Linked DNA regions of Mus musculus: region 1 is linked to region 2. A link is a loop called in an ENCODE intact Hi-C map of the cell type or tissue named here. Cell type or tissue: left cerebral cortex. All regions are shown on one strand. Links, peaks and the distances in the headings refer to the core of each region. The heading gives the core; the rest is flanking DNA.

Region 1 (5,382 bases), core at 157-5,156, 72 kb after region 2:
TGGCCCCCTAAAAGGTAGCTCTGAAGGACAAGGCTGATTTCAAAGTATTGGATCTGCACTCTGCTGTTAGTGAAGTGGCTTACCTCTCTTGACTGCCAGGGGTAAAGCAGGATTCTTGCACATCTTACCCCAGAGCCAGACAAATGCAAAACATGATGCCCTTCATCAACTCCCTCTCAGAAAGGTTCATTTTCATTTACAAGGGGCAATGAGGCGCTATGAGCCTCTTAGCAGTGAGCTACCATTTACTAGGCAATTGGGTGTGGAAAGAAAGAGGTGGGCAGCTACAATCCTGCCATATCGAAGGAATCTCACTAAGCCCAACAAATGCAGCCTTTGTGAGTCCTAAATGGCCTGTGTGGAAAGGAAGTTCCTGCTGTCGACACAGAAGTATGGGACACAAACAAGCTTTGGCTGCAGTGAACAAGAGCACCCCAGAAGGTATCAGGGTCCTCCTTTCTTGGCATAGCTCCTTGCCCTCCTCACCAGGGCACACACCTTCCCTTGAGAGTTTCTCCATGCTTTTGAATGCAAGATAGAAGTCAATGACAGGTGGGCAACTTGCCTCCAGGAGGGCACTCATTAGAGAAGACTCTAGCTCCTTCCTTTGAAACAACCTGACCTTCAAACAAGATTATAGCTACCAGTGCCTGAGAAGGCATAGTTCAGGAGTGTCTGCCACCCTAAAGTGGCCACTAACTCATGTACCAGGCTCAACCTACCATATAAGCTGAAGCTAGAGCATGTCACCCCAGGGACACCAGCTGGCTGCACTACCCTGCAATGCTTGCAGAGGCAGACTGCAAGGTGCAGAGCACCGCTAATAAGATAGCTATTAGATGTCCCTGCTTTTTCTGAGAAGCAATGACTCAGACAATGAAAATTCACCACTCACTCAAGGAAAGTCTAAACTACAAGGCAGGAATGAACACCCGATCCCAAACGGCCTGACCCCATGAAGATGAAGCAAGAATTGGGCTGGTCCACAGCTGCTCAGGGAGTTTGAGCATCTCCATTGCAGCATCTTGAGTGCTCTTTAAAGGAGTTCAAAATAATTTTTTTAAACATGATTTACATACCATAAAATTCATATACCTTAAACTTGATGTCCTCTGTCCAGTTTTGGTATTTAGGATGCATCTCTAACCACTGTGACTACATGGTGCATTTGAGCATATTGTTTTCTAAGTTTGATAAAATGCAATTGATCCAATTTTTTTATAACCGCTCTTATTTTTCACGTCAAGACTCAAAATGGTATGATTTACTTCTCTTGTTTTCTTTTTAAACAGTTTTACCTCATATTTAAAAATAATATTTTATGTGTCTATGCACAATGTACATGCAGTGCCTCCAGAAGCCAGGAGAAGGTGTTGAATCACCTGAGACTGGAGTTATAGATAGCTATGAGTTGCCATATGGGTGCAGGGAATCAAATCTGAGTCCCGGGCTAGAACAGGCAATGCTCTTGTTAAGCCATCTCTTCAGACATTAAGTTTGGATCCTTAAGCAAAGTTGAGATCCATTTTATATATGGTATAAGATAGGGGTACAAATTCGTTTCTTTGTGTTATAATACCATCTGGACCCAATACTATTTTCTACAAAGGTGTTTCACTCCTTTGAGTAGCCTGGACACCTTGGTAGAAAAGCAGTTAATGAAAACACCCAGGGAGGGGTTATTCTGGGACACTCTGGTCTGTCTCCTTAGCTTGATGTCTCATTTGGTGGCATTCCTTCTTGTTTCTGCTTTTCTACCCATTCTGAAGTAGAGTGTGTGAGTCCTACAACACCGCTCTCTATTCTCTGCTCTGCATATGGTTTCAAATAGTAAATGCTACAAAATCCTGAATGGCAGACCTTGGCCGTGATCTCGTACTTCCATTCCAAAGGGGGCTATGATCAGACAGTTGCAATGACGGAAGATCTAGCCTGTAATAACAAGATTCCACCCAGAGAAATGGATCTGCAGATGGCAAGGTAGGCAAGACATCAGGAGAAAGAACTACTTAGAGTATCTCTATTGTCCAGATAACCTTCTCTGCATCCACATGGCAAATCTCCTCTCTATGCAGATTATCACACCCTCCTCTAGGCCCTGAAGGCATATCCTCCTTTATACCTAGGCAATAGATTCTTCTATATACCCACACAGTATGCTTCTTCTAATCCCAGCCCCAAGCCTTTCTCCACTCCTAGGCAACAGACTCTCCCCTCCACATGACCCTCCACATATACAAATATCAGCCCACAATACAACAGAACTCTCTACAGTCATGCAGCAGGCCCTCCTCCACACCCAACAGAAGACCTGCATAACAACTAGAAAGTAAGCCCCCATCTATACCCAAACAGTAAAATAACATCTGTACCCTGTGAGAGTGCTCTCTTAAATACCCAGATAGCAGACTCCCCTTTATATCCTTACCTGTCTTGGAAAAATAAGCCCTCTTCTACACATGCACTGAGAAAGCCTTCCTCCATATACAGACAATAGGCTCTGCTCTACACCCTAACATCAGATCCTTTACATAGAAGATCTTTCACTAAAACAAGACAGCAGGCTCTCCTCTATACTCAGACACTGGACCCTCCCATAGTCTAAAAGAGCCCACCTTCCTACACACTCACACAAGCTGTCTACTTCTACCCAGGTTTCAGCTTTCTTCTGGACCCACACAGCAGCCCCTTCCCTGTACAAAGAGAGTAGGCTGCACTCTGGATGCACACAAAAGCCCCTCCTCTGCCCACTGCACACAGTATTCAACAGTAAGGCTATCTCTGCATGCAGACAGCTGACACTCCTCTATACCCAGACAGGAGGTTTTTCCCGACACCCAAGCAGCTTCCTTCCCTCTTAGGCAGCCAGCAGACCTTCTCCCACAATAGGGAGAAGACAATAGGGCCTCCTCTACAACCAGACTTCTTTCTATCCTCTACACTCAGCAGCAAGCTATTCATGAAGCCTTTCACAGTTATAGAGAACCTACTTTTGTCACTGTTTCCTTCAGCCCTCCTTAACTGTTGGGATATATTCTGCAGCAGAACGACCCTTTGACTATCCCCTGATCTTAAATATCATCTCAGGAGTTGTGCCATATTCCTCCTCCCACCCACTGTACCCACCACATATCACCTTCTGCCCAGAGAGACTCATCAAGAGTATGAATTCTCACACTGTATTGATCTAGTCTTTATTCTGTGCTTGAAATAAGCAAAACATGAAGACAGATTGATTTGCAACAGTTGATAGAGTATTTGCCTGGCCGTTTGAGACCCTGGGTTTTGTCCTCATTCACCTGAATTCCTAGCACTTGGAAAGCAAAGACAGAGGATTAGGGATTCAAGGTCACCTTGGTAAATACCAGGTTTGAGACCAGTGCTTATATAATGCCAGGGTAGCCAAGCATGGCAGCTACATACATAATGCCAGTGCTTAGGAGGAAAGAACATGAGAAATGCTCCAAGTTCAAGGACAACTTGAGCTAGACAGCACATACTGAGGCAGTCTCTCTCTCAAAGAACCCAATAATAAAAGATGAAAATGGCATGGAGAATAAGTACAGTTAAGGAAACTGTCAAGCCATCGCACAATGCTGTGCTGATTACCTAGAGTGAGAAAGAACATGGAGGAAGAAATGAGTGAGAAGAAGTTGGAAAAGAGGGCAAGTTTGGTGACAGAGGCCAGTACATAGTTATGAGGATGTACTCTGGTGGCAGGCCTCAGTGTCACAGGCCAGTACTTCCCAGGTGACCAGGACTGAACTCCGTATGGGAGATTCCATAGTGTACTATGTACTAAGGTTGAGCATTCATGCAAAAGGAGAGTCACACACAATTCCAGTAGACCAGACTGAGGATCAAGTCATTAGGCTGCTGGAAAGCTTAGGCTTCTGAGCAGCCAGAAACCAGAGTGACGCCAGCAGGGAGTGCTGGAGCAAAGCCACACCCTGGCCTTCTTAGACAGTCAGTGTCACACTGAGACTATCAATGGTGAGAGGAGATGAAGAGGCACGTCCTATATACAGGGCTTTGGACAATCTACAGTCCTTATTCAGAAGAGATGCAGAGCTGTCTCCTTAAAGAGGAAAGAAATCCAGGAAAGAGATAACTGGACACAGAGCCTCAGATTTATCCAAAAGAATGGTCTTCTGCTTAGGGAACCTCCAGATACCCTGGGAGGATGACCAAAAACAGACAAGTTTGACCTTCAGGTAGGGTGTGATTCTGGCTGTGGCAGAACATGCCCAGCCCTAGGGAACTAAGAACCCTGTACAGACATGCATGGAAGCAAGAGCTTCCAAAAGCAAATAAACAGAAATAAATTAGGTGTGAGACCTCATTTTCCTGAAATGTAGTTCCCAGAGGGTATTCCTGCCTCTGAGTTACTATTTTTAAAAATAGACTAAGAACCAAGAAAGAGGAGAGGCTCTGATCTGGCCACACAAAGCAGGACACCTCACCCATCTGTGGCTACAAGGGCTCTGCTATTCCTGATCCTGGCCCTGGGAGACAATAGGCTGTCTTCACCAGTGTGTTGTTCTGAGTCAGCTCAGCAGCCTGCAGGCAGGAACTCACTCTGTCTCAATGTCATTGCCTATTCTTCCATGCCTCTGAAGCATCATCTCACATAGCTTGTTAACAAAATAAAACCCCACAAATGAGTATGCTTTATGTGACAAGTGTAACAAGCAGAAAGCTCAGATCCAATTTCATTTCTGCCAAAAATGAGCTGGACCACAGTTGGTTTGCTTGTCACTCATTAATACATGATTTAATTGTTTAATTTTAAGCATTATGAACTATCAGCTTGTGTTTCTTGGTATTCTGACATTCAGTTGAGTGTTAGTTAGTTACAGAATCCTTCTTTTTTTTCAGAAGAATCTAAAAGGTAGAGTTACGGTGCAATTAAACTGCCGCCAATGTGTTAACTTGCTTACTTCTTATCTCTCAGATGTTGCTTTCTCATTTATTGATTGTTCAGTTGTAACCTTAATGTTGGCCATAGATTTTCTACTGACTTAAGAATAGTCTTAGAATTTCCCCATTCTCTTCTTTGATACTTCCTACTTTTCTTTATGCCCCAAATTATCTTTCTGCCTATTTTAAGAGTGACTATGCTAGCCTTGATCTCTATTATTTCTTTAAATTTGTCCATGGATGTGTGTAGCAGTATCTTATCTATCCCATTGCACTGAGCTGCTAGGGCCCCGTGGAAGACCAAGGATACAGTCCCAGTGAGCTCTCTCTTGCTCATCACTAGTAGCATCCCTTCCAGACCCAAAGGCTGGAGTGTGCTAAGGAAAGGTTTTCTACCCATTCATGTCATACGTGCCTATGAACAGCAGAGAATCAGAGATGCTTACCCACTAAAATATGTGG
Region 2 (5,382 bases), core at 118-5,117:
CCTATCTATTATCTTGGATAATAACAGTAATGTCTCCCATTGAAGTGTTTATAATGGGCTGAGTGACCTGGGATCCCACTCTGGGTGGGAAGATTTCTCCTTCAGGATGGTGACTGCTGTGGGTGGGACAAGAAGCCTCTTGATGGCAAAGGGCAGACACAACTTCCGTTGGCCTCTTGCCTCCTGCTCCAGAGAACCTGAGTCTACAGGGCTCCTGAAGGGGTGAGGGTATAAGAAATGCCTCTTATGCTATTCAGAGCTATTGTTGACACACTGCAGAGGGAAGTCCTTCAAGCCAAACATTAGCCATGCAGTCTGCCCCAGCAAGGCAGCCTCTTCGCCACTTGTCATATGATGTCCTTCCCTAGGACACTTCATCTGCCACCACTGACGGACTCACCAGCTTCCTCAAAAATCTAGCCTTCATGTTTCTTTTTAGTTTTATGTTGTTGTTAAAATATTTCACTAGTTTTAAATTTTTAACTAGGTGATTCCATCCTCAATATAGTAGTTGAGTTTAGTACTTTGGTAGTATTCAGAACAGAGTCATTCACAGCTTCAAAATGAGACTTGCTACCCATGGGAAATGCTTCCGTTTTCTTTCTTTTCCACGTAGCCCTGTTTAGGGTTTTTTTTTTTTCATGAATTCTGAGCATATTAATCATTTTTCTTAACTACTGGGTACCCATTGTGAGGAGGTAATATGTTCAAAATGTAACTTGAACAGTAATGTTTGTTATACAGTCAACAGTGTTATATCACATTAGTGGCAGTCACACACCCTTATAACAATTGTCACCAAATGTTGACATCATCTGATTCCAAAAATAGACCAGTCATAACCCTACTACCTGGTGTTTGGGGTCTGATATTCTGGAGTCTAGAAGCATGGAGCTATGGAGGAACACTCTCCTATATTCATAGCTCTGTTTGCCTAACAGTAATGTGAAGGCGTCCCGCAGTTGATCCCATTTCCTCATCTGAATCGGAGATGATACCTTCCTACCAGAACTCACCCGAGCCTCTGCTTCTGTTCCCTTTAAAAAAGGAGCTAGTTGGCCATCCTAGGAGCCTTGGTGAGGAAGGAAGGGCCACATGGCAATGAGCCAAAGAGGCAGAGCCCTTAACATGGTACTGGTATTTTCCGACAAGCCTGAAGGACCCACTTGGCAAAGTGGAGGCAATGGCGCATGCCCAAAGGATATAAGGAGCCCGTTTCAATGCTCCTTTCAACCTAAGACAGTAGTACTCGGTGCGTCAGATGATACCCTTGTCCTCTTGCTAATGGTAGCCAAGTGGTCGTTCAGGAGCCATCTCCTCTCTGCCCTATGGCCATTCTGCTATTGCTGTTCCTGCATCTCTAAAGGCTGGGGTGAAGAGAGGTGGCACTCCTCTGATGTATACTGTCACAGCAGCCATGTTACCTAGCTCTGGGATAAGCACTGGGACCCAGCACATACAGCTGCCCTGACAGAAGCAGGGCTGACCTTGTTTTAAGTGACTGGATGTGATTAATTTTTCAAATGTGGGTCCTTGGGAAGGCCATTGTGAATATATTTGTTTTGTTGCTGGATTATTGCAGTGTTGGGTGGTTTCTTTTCCACCCACACACAGAGATTTCTTTGAGAATTAAAGAGGAAGTAGGCAGGCTTTCTCTGGCACATGCAGACATGTGGAAGAATTTCTAAACCTCCTTTGGGGACGGTGTCCATAGCAACAGAGACTGTTCTGCAGAGGAATTCTCAATTAGCACCAAACACAGGAACATTGCTTGCCAGATTTCCTAGCCAGAGTGGTCACCATCACAGAGTGCAAGGTGCGCTGTGACACTATGTGATAGGAATACATCACGGTTAAAATGCTTGCACATCTATGATGCATGGGACTTTGAGACTATCGGAGTACCTTACATTGGAGGCTGGCTGTACACATTATAACTAGGTATAAGTTGTCACTGGAGCAGGATAAAGATGAGGGCCTGGCTCTGAGGTGACCTTGTAAAAATGACTTCCTATCCAGAGTCAGTGATTTAGGGGTTAAATTAATTAGATCTCTATGAAGTCATTATATACTATAGAGATCTAATTAACTTCGTCTATGTATCCCTGGGATGCATCGGCAGATGAAAAGGACACACAGACTGCCTCTTACATGATAAAAAGGGAGCTTGGGTATTCTTTTGTTACATAGTCACAAAGGCTCTAGAAGGATCTACAAAGAAACCAGCAATGTATACATATTTAGAATGACTGCGAATTAGGCAGATGAGCAATTAGCAAAGAAAAAGACTTTTCATAATAAATCCCAGCACACTATCTAATCCTAAACCATGCAGACATCTAATCAATAAAAATTTAACTTCCAAAGAAAATAAAATATGCATTTCCTTGATGGCCTTCCAGTTTGAGAGTAAACTATAAATCTTCCAGCACTAAGGTGTCATTCAAGCGTGTATTGGGCACCAACTACACCCGTGGCTCCTTGCCAAAAATGTATACATTTCATTTAAGGGGAGGCCTTTATACAGCAGGCACAAAAACAAGGAAATGCATTTGCATAGCGGTGAAAGTGCTCAGCTGAAGGGATTCGAGAAAGAAAATGACAGCCGCTATGGGGGATAAGGAAGGCTTCTGAGATAATGTGAGCCAAGAAAGGGCATGCCAGCAGGATGACGAACGTGTGCTTAATTTGCTCAGCAATCAAGAACCACTGAAGTGTTCGGAATGGGAGAAACTAATCATAGATCCTGCCTTTCAAGAAGGTGGTGGCTGGCGATCCTTGCACAGGAGGCGCAGCAGTAATAGCTGCCACCCCAGGATTTACGGACCAGATTACACGAAGGGCTCTAAATGCATTGTCTCCGTTAATCTTTAAAACACCCCTATCAATGAATAGATGGAAGGAAGGATGGACGAGTGGATGAATGGATGGATTTATCGCCTAGCAGAGCTCACAGCTATTGTAGTATTAAAATTTCATTCCGCATATGTTAAAAATGGGTCTTAGAGAGCTTAGACAGCCAGCATGTGGCCACGGAAAATACCACACATGAGAGGAGTGACTGATCCTTGACACTGAAGACAGCATGCCAGGCACTTGGTAATCGCACACTGCGCACACGGGTAGTCCTTGCCAGTGGGTGAAAGGATAATTACTACAAATGTGTGAGTCCTAAAAACACCTTTAATATGGAATTCACTTGCTCTCAAAGCCTACCCAGAAACCCAGAAACACATATACAAAATGTATGTATAAAATATCAAATGAATCCTATTGATACTTTTCTTAGATTGCAATGATTGTATGTTAAGTTCCTTTGAAGGTCCATGGATAAATCTTGCTGGGGTTAGCAAGCTGGAGGAATCCTTGCCCCTATCAGGTATAGAAAGCTACTGTGTACTCGGGGCAAGCACTCTCTGATATGTGAGGGGGTGAATTCTGGATGTTGACTTCCACAGAGCCAGTGCCCTCTTACATTTCTCATTCCCTTGTTAGACATTAAATATGGCAAGCAAACAGATAAATTAGGTCAACCTTTAATGGATCTATATGTCCGAGGAGAGGTAGGAGGGCATAGAGTATGTCCACAACACCTGGCATGAGGTGTCAACCTGGACCTCATTGAAGAGACTATTGTGTATAGATGGGCTTGGAGTGCAATATCAACTTCCAGGAGTGGCGAGGGACGATAGCAGGAGACTGGATGTGAGGCTGGGATGAGGTAAGGGTGTGGCAAGACTGAGGTGGGGTGAGGTAAGGTAGGGTTAGGTAGGGTTAGGTGAGGTAGGGGGATATGATGAAGGTGAGGTGGGCTGAGGGGAGAGTGAGGTAAGATAAGTGAGAAGAGAAGAGGTGAGGGTGAGGTGAGGGTGAGGTGAGGTGAGGTGAGTGAGGTGAGATAATCGAGGAGAGATGAGGAGGTGAGTGAGGGGAAAGAGGTAACGTGACATTGAGGTAGGAATGAGGTGGGGTGAGATAAGGTAAGATTAGGTAGGGTGAAGAAGGGTGAAGGTCAGGCGGAGTGAGTGAAGAGAGGTGAGGTGAATGAGGAGAGAGTGAGGAGAGGGTGAGGTGAGGGTGAGGTGAGGGTTGGGGTCATGTGAGTGTGAGAATGAGAATAAAGACGAAGGAGAAGATGGGGTGAGGATAAAGATGAGGATGAGGTGAGGGTGACAGTGAAGGTAAGGGGGAGATGAGGGTAAAGATGAAGGTGAGTTAAGGGTGAAGTGAGGTAAGGTAGGGTGAAGATGAGCATGAGGGGTGTGCTAAGGGTGAGCTGAGATGGAGCTGAAGATGCAGGTGATATGTGCTGAGGTGACCATGGGGGTAAGGGGAAAGATGAGAATGAGGGGAGGAAGTGTGAGGGGAGCTATGAGCTGAGGTGATCTTGGGAAAGGGACGAGGGTGGGGTGAGGTGAGATGAGGTGGGGTGGGGTGGGGTGAGGTGAGGTGAGGTGAGGTGAGGTGAGGTGAGGTGAGGTGAGGAGAAGTGAGGTGAGGTGAGGTGAGGTGAGGTGGGGTGGGGTGGGGTGAGGTGAGGTGAGGTGAGGTGAGCTGAGGTGAGGTGAATTAAAGTGAGGTGAGAAAGGAATAGCTCCCATTTCCCTCCCAGCTCCCAGTCCTCACATTTTATCTCCTGGAGCATAAGCATGTGTTTCTTCTCCTGGGTAGCAGAGGGCCCAGCCCTGCTTGGCTATGACACCCAGATCTTTCACAGATGCATCTCATCACCATCAACTCGGTCCCAGACTTTCTTAAACTCTAAACCTTCTTCCCTTGCACCACGGCTCTCAGTTCTGCAGAGACCAGGAACTGGACAGAGATAGCAGCTATACTGCCTCCATTGTGTTATGGCACTTCCATCGTTTAAGGGAAACAGTCGGTCTGGATGAGCAGGTGGCAGTTTAGCCACCTTGCCTCAACAGCAAATGACAAACAGGATCTGAGACTGGTTGTGAATAAGTCTTTGTGCCATGTAACAGGCAAGGGCTGCAAATGTGAGCACAGGGAATTTTCTGTGAAAACCCTGTTTTTTTCTGGGTACTTTTTCCTGAGATTCCATGGTAAGCCTTACCAAGCTTTCAGGGTTTAGGGAATGGTTTTCCAATGTTCGGTCTTCCAGACTTCCTTTTATGCTTTTCAAACTGAATAAAAACAAAGAGGCCAAAAAGGGAAGCTGCCCTTCCTCTGAAGGGCTATATCTAGATCTTTCATCTTGCTGAAAATCCCGAGATGGTCTGCTGAGAAGCAGGACTGAATCTGCTTCTGCAGGAAGGTCAACACTGGATGGGCAAAACCGCACCTGCTCCTGTGATTTAGTAACTTCCACTAGCGAGTGGCCGCTGGGGCTAAAGAAATCCTGTCGCTGTCACAGTGAGAGTG

What was found. Hi-C counts contacts between places; a loop is a spot of excess contacts. Peaks named below come from ENCODE experiments on the same cell type or tissue, not always from the same donor. Only the 100,000 strongest peaks of a DNase experiment are listed, where the experiment ranks them.
Region 1: a loop joins it to region 2, with 1.8 times the contacts of the local background. A loop is called at or near these places in 4 of 42 quality-filtered maps.

The regions. Positions count from the first base shown.
Region 1 is chr12:29,768,051-29,773,432 of GRCm38, forward strand. The region is part of intron 4 of Myt1l (myelin transcription factor 1-like); the gene reads left to right. Among named protein-coding and RNA genes, the nearest start is that of C630031E19Rik, 84 kb to the left of the region's middle. In left cerebral cortex, for the core only: no CTCF peak of the experiment used is centred there; DNase peaks (open chromatin) are centred at 2,727, 3,923 and 4,531; H3K27ac peaks cover 1,486 bases.
Region 2 is chr12:29,696,567-29,701,948 of GRCm38, forward strand. The region is part of intron 3 of Myt1l (myelin transcription factor 1-like); the gene reads left to right. Among named protein-coding and RNA genes, the nearest start is that of C630031E19Rik, 13 kb to the left of the region's middle. In left cerebral cortex, for the core only: no CTCF peak of the experiment used is centred there; DNase peaks (open chromatin) are centred at 1,138, 1,693, 2,659 and 4,965; H3K27ac peaks cover 3,854 bases.